Regions from separate parts of the Mus musculus genome. Here region 1 is linked to region 2. The links are chromatin loops, found by intact Hi-C in ENCODE. Cell type or tissue: left cerebral cortex. All regions are shown on one strand. Each heading gives the region's core, and the rest is flanking DNA. Links, peaks and the distances in the headings are about the cores only.

The links. Peaks named below come from ENCODE experiments on the same cell type or tissue, not always from the same donor. Only the 100,000 strongest peaks of a DNase experiment are listed, where the experiment ranks them.
Region 1: it touches region 2 in a loop (2.9-fold over the local background); 5 of 42 quality-filtered maps call a loop at or near these places.

Annotation. Positions count from the first base shown.
Region 1 is chr9:64,342,999-64,353,163 of GRCm38, reverse strand. No RefSeq gene overlaps it. Among named protein-coding and RNA genes, the nearest start is that of Dis3l, 6.8 kb to the right of the region's middle. In left cerebral cortex, for the core only: CTCF peaks have their summits at 1,774 (motif pointing right) and 5,625 (motif pointing left); a DNase peak (open chromatin) is centred at 5,585.
Region 2 is chr9:64,762,950-64,773,114 of GRCm38, reverse strand. Gm36365 (a long non-coding RNA gene) reads right to left here and starts at 1,712. Exons shown (of 3, transcript XR_379558.3): 1 at 688-1,712. In left cerebral cortex, for the core only: a CTCF peak has its summit at 3,853 (motif pointing left); DNase peaks (open chromatin) are centred at 1,749 and 3,715; H3K27ac peaks cover 411 bases.

The DNA.
Region 1 (10,165 bases), core at 1,005-9,004, 420 kb after region 2:
ACTCTTTGGGACACTTGTCGTTCTCGGAGCTCCACAGACAAGCTCCACCTTTTCAGTATGTTGTTCCCACCTCGTCCTTTGAGAGTTGTCCGTGGACTTTCCCTGAGGTCCATGTTTGGCCTCAAGGAGAGTTCAGTCTGAGTTCCTCCTGTGCTGGGGGAGGTATCTGAGTAATCCCCTCCATTCCTCCTCAGTGCAGCCACTCCTGGAACTTCCCCTCCCACTGGCCCTGCAGGTCAGACAAGCCGCTCTGTGGATGCAGTCTTCGGAGAGAGTCCTGCTAGACTTTGGCTTTCTGGCCACCAAAACCATGACAGAATAATTCTGTTTTCCAAAGTGTGTGGTAGTTTGACACAGCAGTCCTAGGAAGCAAACCCAAACAACACACAAACATTTGTGACAGTCAGCTTTTCATCACTGTGACAAAGCCCCAGGAGAAATGACTCAGATAACAACAAATTTGGGCTCATGGTTTCAGTCCATGGTTGGCTGACCCTGTCTCTAGCCTGAGGTGAAGCAGTACAATGTGACACAAGGGGACAGATTGGGGTCTACCTACCTTCCTGAAGTTGGGATCGAAGACAGAGGAAAAAAGCAAGCTAAGTGAGAACGGGTTTATCTGAGCTCCCAGCTCAAAGGTGTTGTCCTTCATGGCAGGGAAGCCATGGTGTCAGAGCGTGAGGTGGCTGGTCACAGTGCAGCTGAATTAAGGAGCAGAGGACAATGGGTGACCGTACTCGCTCACTTTCTTTTTTTCCAGCCCAGGCCCCAGCCCACAGAATGGTGCTGCTCAGAGGGAAGGTAGGTCATGTCGCCCCAGGGAACCTGATCTACAAGGTCCCTCACAAGCATGCCAACAAATAACTATCACAGACTAATCCCTGCCCTCAATGCATGGCTCCTTTTTAATTCTTTAAAAGTATGTTTGTGTTTGTACGGATGCCCAAAGAGGACAGAAAGTACTAGATCTTCTGGGGTTGGAGTTACGGGAAGTTTCTCTTTGCCCAGATTAGGTGCTGAGAACTGAACTCCAGTCGTCTGGAAGAGCAGCGTGCTCTCCTAACCTCTGAGCCATCTCTTCAGGCCCAGTTTGTTCTTCTTGAAGTAAACTATGTCTGGAGTACACATCTCAACAAGATCTGCCTTTTCCTTCTCACTGATGACACAATGTACTGTGAGTGTGCTTTTCCATTGGTTTCACAGATTTTAAACACATCGAGGAAACAATATTGCAACAAGCTGGAGTTGGCCCTCTTCCTTTTGCTACAGTTGAAGTCGTTGTGGATATGTGGATAAACATATATATGTTTGGACATGCACATACAGATCTACTTAAGGTTGTCATTTTTCCACCATGTCTGGCTTTCCACTTTCTGCTCTCAGAACTGAATGTGACCGAGTAAGTGCTTTGACTAGTGATGTATGGAAAGAGGTCAGTGGTGTCCTTCAGCACTGCAAGAATAAGTATCCCACCTGCTTTGTTCACTTCCCCCTGAAATCCAGAGGGAGTCACATTTGCCAGCTCTCTTGGTGAGCATGACAGATAGACTAAGGGGACCCATGGTTTGGTTGAGGAATCTTCCCATGTTGCTGAAGCCACAAAAATCTGAGGGGTTTTGTTACTGTAGCGCATCCCAGACAACCACATTGAATTATAATATATAATACATATCTCACATGCACGTGTTCCTGCTCTTTTTTTTAATGTATGTATTTTATATGTATGAGTGTTTTGACCATCATATATATGCAGTACCTGTGGAGGCCAGAAGAGGGCGATAGATTCTGTGGTGGTGGAGTTATGTACAGATGGTTGTGAACATGCTAGGAACTGAACCCAGGTTCTCTGCAAGAGCAGCAAGTGCATTTGACCCCTGAGCCATCTCTCCAGTCCTTTCTGTTCTTTTAAAATAAGAGAAATTTCCATCTGCCAAAGCAATTCCACTTATACATATATTTCCAATAGAAAACAGCACAGTGGTGCACCCCTGTAAACTCAGTACTCTGGAGTCAGGGGCAGGAAGATCACCACATGTTCTAGGCAAGCTTGGGCTACGTAGAGGTTTAGGCCAGCCAGGATCTCTCTAAAGCAAGAGCTCTTTCAAAAACAAAATATTATAAAATCAAGTAGAATTCAAAATTTGTCCACCCCCAAATTATCACAAAAATGCTTATATTAGTATTTCGCATAATAGTGGAGATGTGAGTTTTTCCAAACATCCATCAGTGGTGAATTAATAAAGCATGGTTTATCAATAAAATGAAATGCTATTCAACAACTTTTAAAACAAAATCGATGCCATACGCTATGACATGGGTAGACCTTAAAAACATTATGCTAGGAGATGGGTGTGTGGCTTAGCGGCAGAGCACGTGCCTAGAATGCATGTGCCTGTGGGGTTCACAGCCAGTGCTGAAGAGGAGGAAAGTCTACACTAACCGGAGGGAGGGCTGTCACACAGAAGCAGGTACTTCCACAATATGCCAGTTATAAATTCACAAAGTAAAATTGTGGGTGCTTGAGTAAAGGGGGCAGGGGGATGATAGCTCAAAGAGTGGGGCTGGAGAGATGGCTCAGCAGTTGTGAGTACTTGCTGTTTACCAGAGACCCAGGTTCAGCTGCCAGCACCCACACCAGGCCTCTCATGACAAGCCTGACAGGGGATCTGACATCCACATCTGCCTTCAACAAGCTCTGCACGTATGTGGTATGCATACAGATATATAGGCACACACATACACACATCAATAAAAGTAATTTTTTTGAAAGAATGGGATTTACTTTTCAGATGACCAAAATGTGTGTTACACTTGCCGTTAAACATATTTATGAAGAATTGAATATATCTGTTAATATAATAACCCATAAATTATATATATAACTATGGGTATGTTTATAATTGTATAGGTAATATAGAAGGTATATAACTATAATAAATAAATGTGGTTATTTGTGTTTATATTTAGTTGAGTGTATTTACAATTATACATACTTTTATTTCATTCCATTTTGGTGTTGGGGACTAACCCCAGGGCCTAGCACATGCTCTACCACTGAGCTACACCCCCAATCCTGAACTGTACCTCTGAAGGGAGCACTGTGTGGTCCATAAAGCTGCTAACAAATTAAATAACTGTGGAAAAGAAGTTTAAGTATTGTGAGTAGTTTATCATGGCCTGCTTGGTGTTGATCAGCTATATCCTATTTAGTTGGTTTTTCCTTTTTACTTTTCTGCCAGATGATGAATGTAACAGGCCATGGACAAAAAACTCCATGTTACCAGGATCATAAATCTCATGCCAGCATTAGCCAATAAGTAGGGTTGCCCGTAAGTCTGCATCCGCTAATGAAGAGGCCGGCTTCAGGTTACTGTCTACACTTTTATATACACGGAGAATAACTGCAGTTCCAGGGCTCAAAGACTTCCCCTTCCCTCTGGCTTCTGGATCAGGGATTGGCAGGTGCTGGGAGCTTCAGAGAAAGGGAAGTGTTCTGTGATCACTGTACTGCCTCCAGCTAATTAAAGAACAATGTTAGGGGACTGGAAGGGCACCAAAATGCCTTCCAGTCACAAAAGATAAGGCCTTGAAAGCTAAATGGTAAACAAGACAAGATTCTTACGGTTTCTAAAATCTAAGCTGGTTCTCTCATGGGGCTTCTAATATCTCTTGAAGTGTGTGTGTGTGTGTGTGTGTGTGTGTGTGTGTGTGTGTGTGTGTGTATGTGTGTGTGTGTGTATACAAGCTCTCTACAGAGATGAGCTCTTCACAGTCTGCCCATCAAAGCTCTGCACAGGAGGCATGCTGCCCAGGGCCCAGCTGCCCACTGTGTCAGGCTTGCTCACAGAAGCCACCAGGTGAAGGAGGGCTCAGAGAGGGCTGACATCTTAAATTCACAATTCAGATTTTCAAGAGATGCCAGGAGTCCTCTCACCTAGCCCAGGGATCCTAAGAATGGGTCCTATAGCTCACCTCCTCTTTTTTTTTTTTTTTTTTTTTTTTTTTTTTTTTTGGTTTTGTCGAGACAGGGTTTCTCTGTGTAGCCCTGGCTGTCCTGGAACTCACTTTGTAGACCAGGCTATTTCCAACTCAGAAATCCGCCTGCCTCTGCCTCCTGAGTGCTGGGATTAAAGGCATGGGCCACCACACCTGGCAGCTCACCTCCTCTTTCTGAGAGGCTGTTGGGTAGGAGTATAAAGTGTGGCCTTGCTGCCCTCCCCCAGTTGAGGAGGGGACAGCTTTGTGCAAGGCTCTAACGTGAAGTCTGGGCTCAGGATGATGACGCAGCGCTGGAGCCATGCAACCTTTGCTCACTGAGCCATCTCAGTAGCCCGAGATTCTTTTTTTTTTTTTTTTTTAATCATCTTGGTAGCTGGGCATGGTGATGCATGCCTTTAGTCCTAGCCCTCAGTAGACAGAGGCAGGTGCATCGCTGTGAGTTCCAGGCCAACCTGGTCTACAAATCGAGTTCCAGGACAGCAGGGGTTGTCCCACAGAGAAACCCTGTCTCAACAAACAAACAAAAACAAAAAATTGGTAGACAGAATTCTAAGACCTTCCAAGATTCCTGGCCCTTTGGTGTAGACACACTTTATCCCAGTTACTTGTTCAAATGAGAGTCTCGGTGGTGGTGTGGAGGGCCTTTTAAACAAAACTTAGATCCCAAGTGAGTGACGGCTTATGCCTTTAATCTCAGGGCTCGGGAGACTGCGGTGCAAGGATTGCTGGGAGTTCACGCCACCCCAGAACAGGTAGAGACGCTTTGTCCCAGAAAACAAACAAACAAGCAAGCAAACAAGCAAACAGTTGGGAATAAGTGCCATTTCTAGTTTCTGTCTGTATTCTCTTGCTTTTTAACCAGATAGAAAAGTACCCTTTCACGTGCCTTTTACCTTACTTATTAAGCAATGAAAATAAGTAGATGTTCCTTATTTAATTTATCCTAAACCTGGAGGTTCAGGATCCTGGTCAAGTATTCCTTGTTTTCTTTCCCATTTCTCCTTAAACTTTGTTGTATTTCTATTGATTTCAGAACTCTTAGTCTATTGACACAGATGTAAAATGGGATTTGCCCACCCCCAACTCAGATCTGTGCAGTAACAAAGCAGAGTAAACAGGAAAGCTCTGTGTGATGAATTTATCCAGCGGGAAAAAAAATATTTATCAAGACCTGCTGAAACATCCCTACAAGATGGACAAAAACTTAATCTCATCAAAGAAAATCAATCAAAAAAATTAAACCACAAGAGCAATGTTTCTATTTTTGAATTGTAATTGGCGAGCCAGATGACTGAATTTTCTTCTACTCCGCCTCAAGACTCAGGAATTTATTTTCTTTTTTTGGTGTTAATCAATGAAGCTTAGCTTCTAATTAATGTGGAAGTATCCAGACCCTTGAGCTCCTTGAACAAAGGTTTTGTTAAAACACTAACCTGTTTGCTTGTTTCTTTTTTGTCTCCAGTAATTGGATACATTTTAAGAGTGGTATGTGAAAGGCCAAGGCTTTCACTATCAGATATTCCCATGGAAGGGATCAAGTGAGGCACTTAGTTTGGAAAAAAAAAAAAAAAGAAAAAGGAAAAAAAAAAATCGATGAAACAGCACCTCCTAGTGGTAGAACACTAGAGTTACTGGCAGGTACAGTGGAAATTTGGCTGAGACCCTTATAAGTGTAAAATTAGAGCAAGTTAGCAGAACATCTCAGAATAATCATTGCAAACTGTGTTATTAGAGTTCCTTGAATGTTCTGAATGGCAAATCAAAGATTAATATTAACCTTCAACATATAGGAAATGAAATCTCCCTTAATACAGGTAGCAAAGTGATCTTAGCAAGCACTGCACCCCACTGCCATGGGGTCCAAGTGAGAGCAGTTGACTCCAGCTAATGGGGTAATTGTAGACACGCACAGAACCTTTAGAACCACTAATTCATTGGCATCATGACCCAGAACCTCCTGTGCCAAAGCTCCAGAAGTTAGGTAAATGGTGAGGTCATTAACTGAGTCATGGTTTCCAATTCTGTAGGCCATTGGGTTCCTGCGGCCAGCCATACAGAATGTACCCTGAATCCTACAAGTGTCTGTGTTTACTAAGGACAAGGCTATATGGCTGGGTCAATGCTATAAGAATTCTGTAGCCATTCTGCTTAGGTCCAAAGTCAACTTTGCCACTCTCTTGCTGTGTGTCCTGGGTGGTTGATTCAGTCCTTCCTACGTCATTTCTTTTCCTGGAAAACATATTTTTGAACAGAAGTCAAGGTGGTGCTTTTAGGACTAAATGCAAGAACACAGAAGTTACAAACTGGGCATGAAGCTGCACACCTAGAAGCCGAAGCAGGGGGATTAAGATGTGGAGGCCCTGGGCTGCATAGAGAGCCTTTCTCCATCCCACACCCAACTGTTGTGCCGGGAAGGGTTCACAGCAAAATGTGCCAGGAAGGGTTCATGAACACCCCTCCCCCCCAAAAAAAAAACAAACAAACAACAACAAAAAAAAAAAACCACCAAGGAACCGTCTCCGATGTAATAGCCTTAGGGTTTCTTTATTACAAGCTCAGGCTTAGGCTCTCCTCCAACCCAACTCTGACACAGCAGGACTGGAAGGGAAAGTGGGAGCAGCCCTGAACCCTCAGTAGGACACATTTTATAAGAAAATAGGAGCGAGCGAGGGGTGAGGGAGGGGGTGTCCAGTCTGGAAAGCATCTAATAGAACGGCTATAAGCTGATGGGTGGGTGATCTGAAGCAAGACTATATTTGATCACAAACAGTTTGAAAGTACATCTGAAACAATCAGACTAATCTTTGATTAACTGTTGCTAGGAAGTAGCTAGGGAGTAGTAACTCTGGCCAGGGACAAGCCGTGGGGCCTTTCTAGTACATGGGTATAGCTTGTGTTCTGCTGTAGGTCAAATTCTCAGGCTTTTTTTCCCTTTAAGATGGAGGCCGGTCCTCTCAAAACAAAAGAAAGAAAAGGAAACGACCTGAAGGGGAAATGTGTTGGTTAATCTCAACTGCCAACTTGGTGAGCTCTAGAAACACATGGGGAAGTGGGCCTGTGGGACTGTCTGTGAGGGATTATTTTGATTAGACCAACTGAGGTAAAATTACTCACTCACTGGGCAGTACCATTACCTGGGAGGGATCCTGGGCTGTATAGAAAGGAGAATGTAACCAGAGTGCAGCAACCATCCCTCTCTGAGTCCTGACTGCGGACACGTGTGACCAGCTGCCTCACTCTCCTACCTCCCTGCAGCACCCTCATGCCTACCATGAGGGACTGCTTCCTGGCACTGTGGGCCAAAAAAAAACCCTTTCTCCATTAAGATGCTCCTGTTAGGTGTTCTGTTTCTTTTGTAGCATCCACATGCCATAGTGTGCATGCCCCGGTACATATGTGACATCAGAAGACAAGAGGAGTCCACTCTCTGCTTGTGGGTCCTCAGGCTTGGCAGCAGGTTCCCTTGACACTAAGCCATCTCAGCATCCTCTTAGGAGTGTTTTATCACAGCAACAGAAAGGGAAGGAAGAAGGGGAAAAAGAAACAGGAGGAAAGGAAAAGATGCCTAGAACAGTCTTTATCCTCAGTTACGAGCCAAGATGCCTCAGCTGGGATTAACTGGTATAATGCAGATTACCAAAGAGTTGCAAACCTTGGATCATCTTTGACTCTTGGGATCGTACAAACTACCAATGGTGCTCTCTTGATTTAAGCCAAATGGCTGAGAAGCAATCAAAAGCAGTGTATGGCCATGAGAGGAGACTGCAGACGAGAACAGAACGTCTGCATTCTTACTTGGCATCCTGCTGCATTGTTTGTGTTGTAGTAAGCATGTTGTACTGAAGTCAACATAAATAAGTCAATAAAAAGTAAATACACAGAATATTGCAATGACTGCTTCTGCAATGCACTCTCATCCTTTCAGCTCATCCTCTGGAATTTCTTTTGTACATTCGCCATTCTGGGCCTCTCAGCAGAGTTGCCCCCTCCTCCCCAGGCTAACCTTTAATGAGGCTTAGGTTATGATCCAGTAGACACTGAGCTCTGCATTCCCAAAGTGCTTCTCTAAGAAGGCTTGTTGGTACTGTGGCTGGTCCACAGTATACGTACACTGATGCTCAGACAGAGAAAGATGGAAGCCATACACCAGGGAAGTAGAGCTCTGGCAAGAGATTTCCACTGGCCATAGAGTGCTGGAAGCAGCCACCGTGTATTACTATATCTAGGCAGCCTGCTGTCCGTGTACACTTAGGTTATCAGAGAAAGAATCAACCTAAGAGAGAAGCAAGCCACCAGATGCCCTGCCCAGTTTGGCGCTGTTACCCTACAAAGCCAGACCAGGGCAGAACACACTGGTCCCCACCAGCTAGAGGACTGTCTAGTTTAGTATGAGTGTAGAAATCATCCAACTGCCTGATGGTGTGTATAGTATCAGACCAATAGGTATTTGCTTATTTGTCTGTTTTCAACACAGCCTTGCAACTCTTAGACAAGTCTCTTCATGTACTCTACCAACTAAGCCACCTCCCCAGCCACCTCAGTCTCCTTTGTTAACTGGAAGTATACATTGGTAATGACAGCTGACCTTGAAGTCTTGAGCCTGCTTTTCCTTTCCCTGCCTGACAAATGTTCAGATTCCCATCTACTCAGAACCCCAAAGGGTTTATCTCACCTGTACAAGAGTCCTCTGGTCAAGGAGAGGCCAAGTTCTGCTTCCACAGTTGTTCAGGAACCAAAGAAGACAGGGGGCTCTGCCATCTTTAATGTTGGGCTGCCAATGCCCTAGGCTTTGGCATCTAGCTGATGCAACGCTAAGAGAAAGCATGTAGGTAGGGGGCTGGGTTGGGGAGTATTGTGAGCCATCCCAAGAAACAGTGCTATTAAACTCTGACATTCTGCCAAATGGAACCCAGACACATGGCCACCACCCATCTATCTGTGAGGGAGGCAAGACAACATGGGTCATCTGAGTCCCTAGAGAAAATGTGGACATAAACTTGACAAAGAGAGTTCATCCATCCTATCTACCATAAGGGATCACATATGGAAGCAAGAGAAGTTAGGACTGCAGGTGTGTAGAGACTCAGGCTTGGCTTAGTAGCTTATGGAGGGACTTCTGCCAAAAGAGGTAGATAGTGAGCTGGGCTAAAGCTGTCCCAAATGATGAGGGTGAAGCTGGTGATGGAGTGGATTTAGGGCTGAGGGGGTGGCCAGAGCCTCCTGGTAAGTTGCTTATATATTCTAAAAGTTCTTGGTGTTTGCCTTCAGAGCTTGAAGAATAGCACACCTCCTCCGCTGGCTGTGTGGTCATGTGACTAGTTCTGGCCAATGGCAAGACCAACAGCATTTCTTCCAGGAAGAGTTATTTGTTGGTGTGAGGCTTTCTAGAGGACTCTCTCCCCTTTTTCCATTGAGCAACAATGTTCCAGAGAGATTCCCCACTCCACTAGCCTGGATCCTACAAAAATGACATTCGGTACCCATGCAGCACCTTGACCTAGACACTGAGAATTTTTTAAATTAATTTATTGATTTGGGGGGACTCAAATTTCAAGATAGGGTTTCTCCCTGTAGCTCTGGTTGTCCTGGAACTGGAACCCATTCTGTAGACCAGGCTGGCCTCAAACTCAAGAGATCCTCTTGCCTCTGCTTCCTGAATGCTGGGATTATAGGTGTGTGCCACCACTGCCCAGCTAATTAATGTATTACATTTTATGTAAAGTCAATCTGTGTTGTACAGCAGGTACCCTTATCTGCTGAGACATCTCACTAGTGAAGAAACTGATTTTTTTTTTCAAGACAGGGTTTCTCTGTGTAGCCCTGGCTGTCCTGGAACTCACTCTGTAGACCAGGCTGGCCTCGAATTCAGAAATCTGCCTGCCTCTGCCTCCCAAGTGCTAAGATCAAAGGTGTGAGCCACCACTGCCCAGCGAAAATTTTTTTAAGTTTTATATTTCTGTAACATAAATTAGTTTATTCTGCCTGATAGGCACTTTTTTGGTCCAGAGGTCTCAGATGGCAAACAAGACAAACCACCCACCCAACCAAGCAAAAGGGCCTGGCTTATTACAATAGGTCATCATCATTTCTAAGAACTAAGGAATCATGGTCCTCAACATAATGGATAAAGCCAGGCCTGGGTGCATGAGAATCCCAGCACTTGGGG
Region 2 (10,165 bases), core at 724-8,723:
CCATGTGAAATCTCTTCCTGGAGACAAGTCTTCATTCATTGCTGTGTTCACCCCACTCCACCCCACCCCACCTGTCACTCCCAACCCTCTGGCTAGCACCAGGCTTCAGCCTTTTTCTTCTCCCAACATGAGACACCTATGGAAATTCCAAATTCCTAGGAGCCACTGTTTGGTGACCAAAGGGAGGGGCACGCAAGGTGTGTCTCTTCAGGACATTTTTCCTGAGCTGCCAAGATTGGTCATCAGTAAAGGAGCTTGCCACACAGGCCTGGTGACCTGAGTTCAATTCTTGGGACCCATGCAAAAGTGGAAGGAAAGAAGGGACTGCACAAAGCTGTCCTCTGACCTTCACATGAGCGCATGGCACAGCTCTCCATCATGCATGTATACACATATAAGTGTACACACACACACACACACACACACACACACACACACTGAGTGTCTTGTTACATAGCCCAGACTAGCCTTGAACTCTGGGTCCTCTCTCTCTACCTCCTGAGTACTGGAATTGCAGGCATGAGCCTACACACCTAGCTATAACTTTAATTTTTTTCAAATCCTATTTTCAATAATGGTTCTTAAATGCTTTAACCTCCTTTGTAGCCCACCGCCCACTAAAGGTAGTGGAAAAGAAAGAATACGGGGAGGTGGACCTGTTTAGAAAGGTTCTTCGGAGCAACTCACATCTGGAAAATCAGCAGTTGTCTGGAAATCAGCAGTTCAGTTCACAGGTTAGCAGGCAGCAGCAGCAGCTCCATCCACTCTCAAACACTTCACGGATACACCAGCAGTCCAGTTTGGTAGAGTCGGGATAGCAACTGCGGTGGCACAACCTAGGAGAGACAGCCAGGCTTCAACCTTGGCTCAAGTCGGCAGGAACTCCAGAAATACTCAGCTGTGCCTCTCTCAGGGAAGTGAAGATCAGCGAAGATGAGAGATCCACAAGCGTTGCACAGCTAGCTCTAAAAGCAAGCCTAGCTCAGCCTTTGTCATTCTGTGGAGTCCTGTTTATCCCCTCCAAATATCATGTGTCCTCCACATGTGTTGCCTCCAAATATCACGTATCCTCCCTGTGTCTTGCCTCAGCACCTGTATCCAGTCAGCCCGAGTCCTTGGAAATGGCAACAAACTGCAGCACACCACCAGAAAATTGTTGGTGCGTTTCTCTCTCTCTATGGAGTCCCGACAAATGCAGCTCAACTATGCAATGTAAGGCAGACTAATACATTCACGTAGCAAAGAATCTTTCATCACATGTTCTTACATGTGCTTGCTTTAGCAGAACATCCTCTCCTGTGTCTGCTCCATCAAAATGTTTCTTCACGTGTCTGCCTTAACCTTTCACATCTGTGTCCACATTAACGAAACGCTCCTTCAAGTGTTTTCCCCAGCAAAACACCATCTGACCAACTTTTCAACTTCACCTAGCTCCCACTATAACTAGAATTGACACTATCAGGGAGAGTCAGTTTCTATGTGTAACTCAGTCCAGGATCGAATCAATTCCTACTCATTGAGTGCTTTGAGTGATTACTAAGTTCAAGGGCAAATGAACTGTCTGTCCTTCCTGGTTGTGGAGGGTACATCTGTGCCTGGAATAGCTAGAGAAAGACAGTGGAGTCAGCAGAGTTTGGGTGTCATTAGCCCTGCCACTCCGGACCCCTCACTTCCCCTCTGACTTCCTCTCCCCTCTGTGCCTCGGCAGATCTGGCAGACAAGCAGCAGCTTTGCAGGGGTGTCTGCTGCCCACTCTGGTGCCGTCAGTGCACATTGCTTCAGAGTTGCTGTCTCTGGGCTTGGGCACAGAGCCAGCCGTTGTCTTTGTCATCAAATCCCAGGGCTGCCCCAGGATTCTGAGTGCTTTACAGAGTCAGCAAGCCAGCCTCGGACATGCATTTAGGAAGAATATAGAGGCTCTGAAAAGAATATTCAGAATGAGATGGTAGAGATAAAGGAAGGGCAGAGCTAAGAGAAAGGAAAGACTCTGATTCTATGTTGCTGACACCAGTAGTTACTGCGGTGCCATCGGCACTGCCTACTAGACTCTTCTGCGAAGACAGAAATGTCTTAAAACAATCATGCTGATACAGCAGCCACACCTGGCTACTGAGCATTTGAAATGTAGGTAGCTAGCGATTACATTTTTATTCTCTTGAATTTTGATTAATTCCAACTTAAATAGATACATATATCTAGTGCTTTATTAGACATATGAAAAAAAATAGTAGAGTGTGCTGTGGGGTGAGGTGGTGCAGTTCAAAGAGCATGAGAATCTGAATTCAGTCTCCAGAACCCATGTGCAAAAAAAAGCTAGGTATAGCCGTGCGTGCGCATAATCTCAGCACTGGGGAGGCAGAGATGGGTGGGTCCCTGGGGCTCCTTGGGCAGCTAGCCTGGCCTAATGAGTGAGTTCCAGCTAATCAGAGAGGCTGTCTGACATCGATACTGGCTCTCTGGGTTCAAATCTCAAGTCTCTGTGCTATTTCTGTACACAGCTCCAAGATGAGGCTGATAAGATTGACCTCATAGGAGTCATGTGCTGATAAGGAGACTGGAAGCTCAGGTGGGGGAACCATTTACCAGTGTACTCATCCATCAGAAGTAGCCACAGAGGTCTGGGAGAGGCACGGGCCTGAGGCCATGCACCTTGCCAAACACCCAAGAACTCTAGATGACCACCTGCATTGTTAAATTGTTGGATTTGCCTTAAAGTTCTGACATTCGCAAACCCCTGTACTTTAGATTATTTATGTATTATTATTAAAAATGTCCATTGTGTATATCCCTTATACATGGTATTGTTACATAAGAACATTTTTTAAAAATAGATTTCTTTATTTTTATTTACGTGTGTATGCTTGCACATATGCATATGGCTGCTCTTGGAGGCCAGAAGTCGACATCAGATCCCCACAAACTGGAGTTACGAATAACTGTGAATCACCAAACATGGGTGCTGGGAGCTGAACTCAGGTCCTCCACACGAGTAGCAAGGGCCTTGACTGCTGCGCCATCTCTCCAGCCGCAGTGACATCTTTATTTAGGTAATGGTTGCATGTTGAGTATATTCCCATAAGCCCTGCTCCCCTTCTCCCTGTCAATCCCCTTTGTTCCCCTAGGAAGTTTGGTTTCTACTGTGATATCAAATATCCATGCATGATTTTAGGCATATTAAAGCTATATAAAATCTTCTATATATAATCTATATTAAATCTAGGAACCACAAATGAAAGAATCCCATTACCTTTTCGGTTTTTACTTCAATATTTTGCTTTTATTCGGAAAAGGAGGCAAGGCAGACTTATGGATTTAATTTTGCAAGCAAGAAAACAGACCCAAAGCAGGGGAAATCAAACAAACAAAAACCCAATTGCCCCAAATTGTCCTGATGAGCTACCAGGGGACAATTCGCCCTCTGTGGGTCAAAGCCAAGGGTCACTCTATCCCAGCTTAGAGGTCTGTCTTCCGACTTCAATTCTGCTGCCTTTGGCTTTGTAGTCAGTCTAAAGAGTGTTTGTCCCTGCACTGACGCCAAGCGGTTCACAAAATCAGCCACATAACTCTGCCTTGCTACCAGAGAGCCCCATCCTCTTGGCAGCGAGCACTGCTCTGTCCTGCCGCTGCCTCCTCCTTTCGGTGGCTTAATCGTTGCTTGTTTGCCTGGAATTATTTCCACAACCCCTAGTTTTAATCTAGAACTTGGCATGTCTGTTTGCCTCCATTTTCATGCCTATAATTATTTAATTGCCTTCTTTAATTCCTGTAAACAAGAAGTCTGTCATCTGAGAGCAGCTTAGCAACAGTCCAGGCCGACAATGAAAATCCAGCTAGGAAAAGTCACTTGCTTGTGGTGCACAACAGCGCCCCCTTTTGACCAAGGCATTCTAGTTTTTTTTTTTTTTTTTTTTTTTTTTTTATTTATTTATTATATGTAAGTCTAGTTTTAAGGGACCCAAATAAACTCAACATAGTTTATTGAGGTGTAATTGGTGTTTTTTTTTGTTTTTTTGTTTTTTTGTTTTTTTGTTTTTTGAGACAGGGTTTCTCTGTATAGCCCTGGCTGTCCTGGAATTCACTTTGTAGACCAGCCTGGCCTCGAACTCAGAAATCCACCTGTCTCTGCCTCCCAAGTGCTGGGATTAAAGGCGTGCGCCACCACGCCCGGCCCTGTGTAATTGGTGGACAATTATAAATTGCACCACTAACGGAGCAATAAGGTTTGTGTGTGTGTGTGTGTGTGTGTGTGTGTGTGTGTGTGTGTGTGTAGATAAGTAAAAATAACTTTGTTGAGCTGGAGAGATGGCTCAGAGGTTAAGAACACTGACTGCTTTTCCAGAGGTCCTGAGTTCAATTCCCAGCAACCATATGGTGGCTCATGACCATCTGTAATGGGATCCAATGCCCTCTTCTGGTGTGTCTGAAGACAGCTACAGTGTAGTCATATAAATAAATAAAATCTAAACAAAAAAACAAACAAACAAAGAAACAAAAAATCCCAACCCACCAATAGCTTTGTTGTTTTTATAAAATCAATACTCTTTTTAAAAATTAAATCTCGGGCTGGTGAGATGACTCAGCAGGTAAGAGCACTGACTGCTCTTCCGAAGGTCCTGAGTTCAAATCCCAGCAACCACATGGTGGCTCACAACCACCTGTAATAAGATCTGACGCCCTATTCTGGTGCATCTGAGGACAGCTACAGTGTACTTATTTATAATAAATAAATCTTTTTAAAAAATTAAATATCTTCTTTAAAAGGGGAGGTGTTAAGGATGTAGGGTGCTTGCCTAGCAGCACAAAGCCCTAAGTTGGACCCTCAGAACTCCATAAATGTGGGCCCATAAATTGGCCATAACTATAACTCCAACACTGAGAAGGTGGATGCAGAAAGACCAGGAGTTAAGGTCATCCTTAGCTAAATAGTGAGTTTGAGGCTAGCCTAGGCTATCTGAGACCCTGTCTCAAACAACAAATAAATAAACAGGGGAAAACAATAGCTAAAAATCATGTGTGTGGGGTGTGGGTGGGGGAGCTCCTCTATCACCACTCACACTGCCACAGACAGAACTACTACAGCAAGGACTCTCATCACCAGTCAGCCATTTTGTGTAGCTGATCATTCTATGGGCTGCCTCAAGAACCACCCACCACAGTCGTCTGGCTTGAGAAATTCTATTGCAGACATCAGGGAAGTAATAAAATAATAATAATCAGATAAAAACATATGGAGCAGCTGAGCATGGTGGTGCTCACCCAGCACTCACAGAGGCAGGAGGCAGGAGGCAGGAGGCAGGAGGCAGGAGGCAGGAGGCAGGAGGCAGGAGGCAGGAGGCAGGAGGCAGGAGGCAGGAGGCAGGAGGCAGGAGGCAGGAGGCAGGAGGCAGGAGGCAGGAGGCAGGAGGCAGGAGGCAGGAGGCAGGAGGCAGGAGGCAGGAGGCAGGAGGCAGGAGGCAGGAGGCAGGAGGCAGGAAGGCAGGCAGATCTCTGAATTTGAGGCCAGCCTGGCCTACAGAGTATGTTCCAGAACAGCCAGGGCTACACAGAAAAATCTTGTCTCAAAAAAACAAAAACAAAAACAAAACCCCAACAATAACAAAACCAAAATATATGGGGGCTAGGGAGCTGGCTTAGTTGTTAAGGGTGCTCTTATGGAGAACCCAGATTCTGTGCTCAGCAGTAATGGGGAGGCTCATAACTGTCACTGACTCCAGCTCTAGAGTATCAAAGACCAGGCATGCACATGGTACACAAACATATAGACATGCAAAAATTCATATACATAAAATAAATAAATTGTAAAATGATTATCTAACAACAATTTTTTAAAAACCCATGTAACCAGGCATGCTATAATTCTAGTACTTGGGAGGCCAAGACAGGGAGATTTCTGTGTCCAGGGCCAGCCTAGGATACTTAGTGAAGAGTCCAGAACATTCTAAGCTATAGTGAGACCCTGACTCAAAAAGAAAAGCAAACAAGCAAAAGTATATGTTCATACACAAACAGAGACAGGTCTGTCTACATGAAGTGGTTCCTTCACTGCAGTTCCAGATCGTTCAGCCCTGTCCCAGACAGGACACCTGGGGGATCTCCATAATTAGTCTCTGTCAGGATCTTCAGGCAGACGCCTGTCTGAACTTTGGTTTTCTGATATTTCCCTCCCTGAAGTTTATTGCTGGGGAAATGGCAGAAATGAACCACAAAGGCATCTGGGACCTCATGGCCTGGTGTGGCAGTTTTAAGTCTTAAGGACTTTAGACCTCTCATGACTAATGTTTTCACCCAAGATTTATAGGAAGAAAATACAAATTCCCCTGAAATCCCATCACACAGAGCAGGAACTGAAATTCCAGTGAGTATTCATTAGACATCTCTGTGCAGAGTGTACCCCAGTATGTCTACTCCTTCCCATGCTTAGGACTACAATTTACAAGTGTTTCTGTAACTGCTGCATTTTGAGATTTTTTTTTAAAAGACAAGTCCTGAGTTCAAGTCCCAACAACCACATGGTGACTCACACCCATTTGTAACGAAATCTAATGCCGTCTTCTGGAGTGCCTGAAGACAGCTACAGTGTACTTAAATTAAATAAATTTTAAAAAAAGACAAGTATTCACTGTGGCCTTCAACTCACAGAGACTGTCCTGCCCCTGGTGCTATTAAACACATGTGCTACCATACTCTGCCCAAGACTTATTTTATTTTTAAATTGTGTGTGTTTGCGTGGGATGGAGCATGAACACGTGAGTGCAGGTACCTTAAGAGGCCAGAAGAGGGCATCAGACCCCCCTAGAGCTGGAGTTATCTGAAGTTGTGAGCTGCCTGCTGTGTGTGCTGGAAACTGAACTCGGATCTTCTGTGAGAACAGTGCATCCTCTCAATTATTGAGTCATCTCTTTGGTCCTGTAGCTGATATTTTCTCTCAGAATATGAGGTGGATAGGTTTCTGGGTCAGTAACTGTAGAGAACACTGAGGTTGTTTCCTCCTCCTCCTCCTCCTCATCTAGTAGCACTGGAGCTTGAACGCAGAGCTTGCATATTCTAGGCAAGCATTCTACCACTAAATCCTAATGCCGTGATTGTTCAAGGATAACAACTATTTGTATTATTTATAAACCATGATTTATTCAACCTGTCTCCTATTTTTTATTACATTCATTTATGTTAAGTAGGAGGGGAACCTGCATGTGGAGGTCAGAGGACAACTTTCAGGGGTCAGTTTTCTCCTTCTCTCATATGGGGCCTGGACACTGAACTCATATCATCAGTTTTAGCAGAAAGTACCTTTACCCACTGAGACATTTTGCAAGCCTGGCCCCTAGTTTTGAGGGTTTTTTTTGTTGTTGTTGTTGTTGTTGTTTTTGTTTTTTTTGAGGGGGAGGGGGGATTTTTAAAGAATTTATTTCATGTGTGAGGGTTTTGCCTAAATATATGCATATACACTATGTGCATGCAGCACCTACAGAGGTCAGAGAAAGGTGTTAGATCCCCTGAGATCATCACAGGTCTTTTAAAGATTTATTTATTTATTATATGTAAGTACACTGTAGCTGTCTTCAGATACTCCAGAAGAGGGAGTCAGATCTCGTTACAGATGGTGAGATGGTTGTGAGTCACCATGCTGGGATTTGAACTCCAGACCTTCGGAAGAGCAGTTGGGTGCTCTTACCCACTGAGCCATCTCACCAGCCCAGGGTGCTGGGAATTTAACACGTGTTCTTAACTGCTGAGCCATTTCTTCAGCCCCTGAATTTTTTTTTCTTCTGAAATACCATTAGTACACAGTGACAAATATCCTGTTTTTTGCTTTTGTGCGGTTTTCTCCTCAGGGTGATTTTCCAAAGGGAACTAGTTTAATATAGCAATGTGTATATTCTCTTGATTTGATATAATTCCCTATCTGCCTTCTGGAAATGCTCTGCCAATGTGTCTCTGTGAGCAGAGGATTTCTGTTCCATAGTCACAAGCTTTGCTTTTTATCAGTGTCTGGGTTTAGATGCTGCTCCTGTTGTCTACTTCAGCTTTTTGAGCAATAGAAGTGCTTCTCAGCAGACACAGCTGATTTCTTCCAGGCTTATCATCTTGTTGCGTGCAACTTAGTTCTGTTATCTGGCTTTTCTCATGTTCTCTTGGCCTATGATAAACCTTCTGTCTTTCAGCAACCTCTGTGCCTTCTTTGGCTTTATTTATTTTCTGTTGAGGTAATTTTGAAAGGATTTACCTGCCTGTAGTTCTGTGAGTGAGGTTTTGTGCCTTTTACCGTCATGTCTAGATTTGTCTCTCTCAAGCCAGAGAGATGGCTCACAGGGTCCAGGTGCTTGCTCCCAAGTCTGAGGATCCGAGTTCCATCCCTAGAACCCACAGGATGGAAGGAGAGAACCAACAATCAAAAGTTGTCCTGTGTACCCTTCTGAGTGAACACACATACACACACTCACACACTCACACACACATACACTCTCTCTCTCTCTCTCTCTCTCTCTCTCTCTCTCTCTCTCTCTTACACACACACACACACACACACACACACACACACACACACACCCCAGAGAAATAAATGTGGAAGAGAACCAGGTTGCATTCCTCTAGCAGCACAGAGCTTATTTATGCCTCTCTAACAGCAACAGTAGTTTTCATTTCCTTTGTGAGCACTGGTTTTCCATCAATCTTCTGAGGCAGGTGATCTTTTGATCCCCCTACCTTCCCTTTCCTCTAAGCCTAGGTCATTTCACTTAAGTGCTTCCTGTGTCCTTAAAGTTATTCTGGAAATAAGAATCAGCTCTGGTTGGGTCTGGGCTCAGGTGGCACTGCTTGCTCAACTGGGCCGAGCACTGTGATCACTTCTGTTTAACACCTGGAGGACAGCATTATTCCAGAGGAATGGCTTTGTCACCAGGCCAGAGTCCTCTAGTGTAGTCAGAGTTTCCCATCGGCACTGTCCTTCAGTTCCCACAGGAAGCCTTGAAAAATGCCACTTATCCCGCACGTTAGAGCTGGGAATGAGCAAACGGAGATTTTAAAGCTTGTGTGGTTTGTTTTTGTCCAGGTTGCTGGTCACTGTCATTTAGCTGATGACCAACTTCAAAACATTCGGATGATATCACGAAAACTGAGCTTCTGACAAAGAACACACTTTTCATACAATGAAGCCCCCCCCCTTTTGCTCCGTGGACGGTAGTAACATTTATGGAAAACCCACTTGAAGAAGATAGAAATCTCTTTATCTCTCCAGTCAAGAGTTTTCTGAAGGACATCACATGTATGTACTGAAGTAATAGGCATTATATTAAAAAAAAAATGAGTGTGAGCCGGGAGGTGGTGGTGCACACCTTTGGTCCCAGCACTCAGGAAGCAAAAGCAGACAGACCACTGTGAGTTTGAGGCCAGCCTGGTCTGTAGAGCAAGTTCCAGGACAGCCTGGGCTACACAAAGAAACACTGTCTTGAAAAAAAATAAAGCAAAGCAAAACAAAACACCACCACCAAAAAATGAGTGTGGTCAACTAATGATGGAAAACACTGAATTACTCATAGAAATGTCTGGAAGAGGCCAGGGAGGTGGCCTAGGAGGTAAAGGTACTTGCCCAGCAACCCTGACAACTTGAATTTGCTCCCCAGAACCACATAAAGGAAGGAATCTAGTTCACAAGGCTGCTTTCTGACCCTCACGTGTGCACACACACACATGTGCTACCGCCTCACAACACGTACACATAAGAACAATAAAAATGTTATTTAAAAAATAGGTGGGAGAGGGCCTATGATAATATGAGTTACTTGGCAAATGTCTGTGGGGCACAAAACCCTGAGCTCAATCCCTAGCATCTCATAAGGCCAGGTATAGTAGTCCATGCCTGTCATTCCGGCACCCAGGGAGAGACAGACAGACAGACAGACAGACAGACAGACAGACAGAGAAAGAGACAGAGAGAGACAGACAGACAGAGAGACAGAGAGAAAGACAGAGAGAGACAGATAGAGACAGAGAAAGAGACAGAGAGAGACAGAGAGAAAGACAGAGACAGAGAGAGAGACAGAGAGAGAGAGACAGAGAGAGACAGAGAAAGAGACAGAGACAAAGAGACAGAGAGACAGAGAGAAAGACAGAAAGAGAGAGAGAAAGAGAGAGACAGAGAAAGAAAGATGACAGACAGAGAAAGACA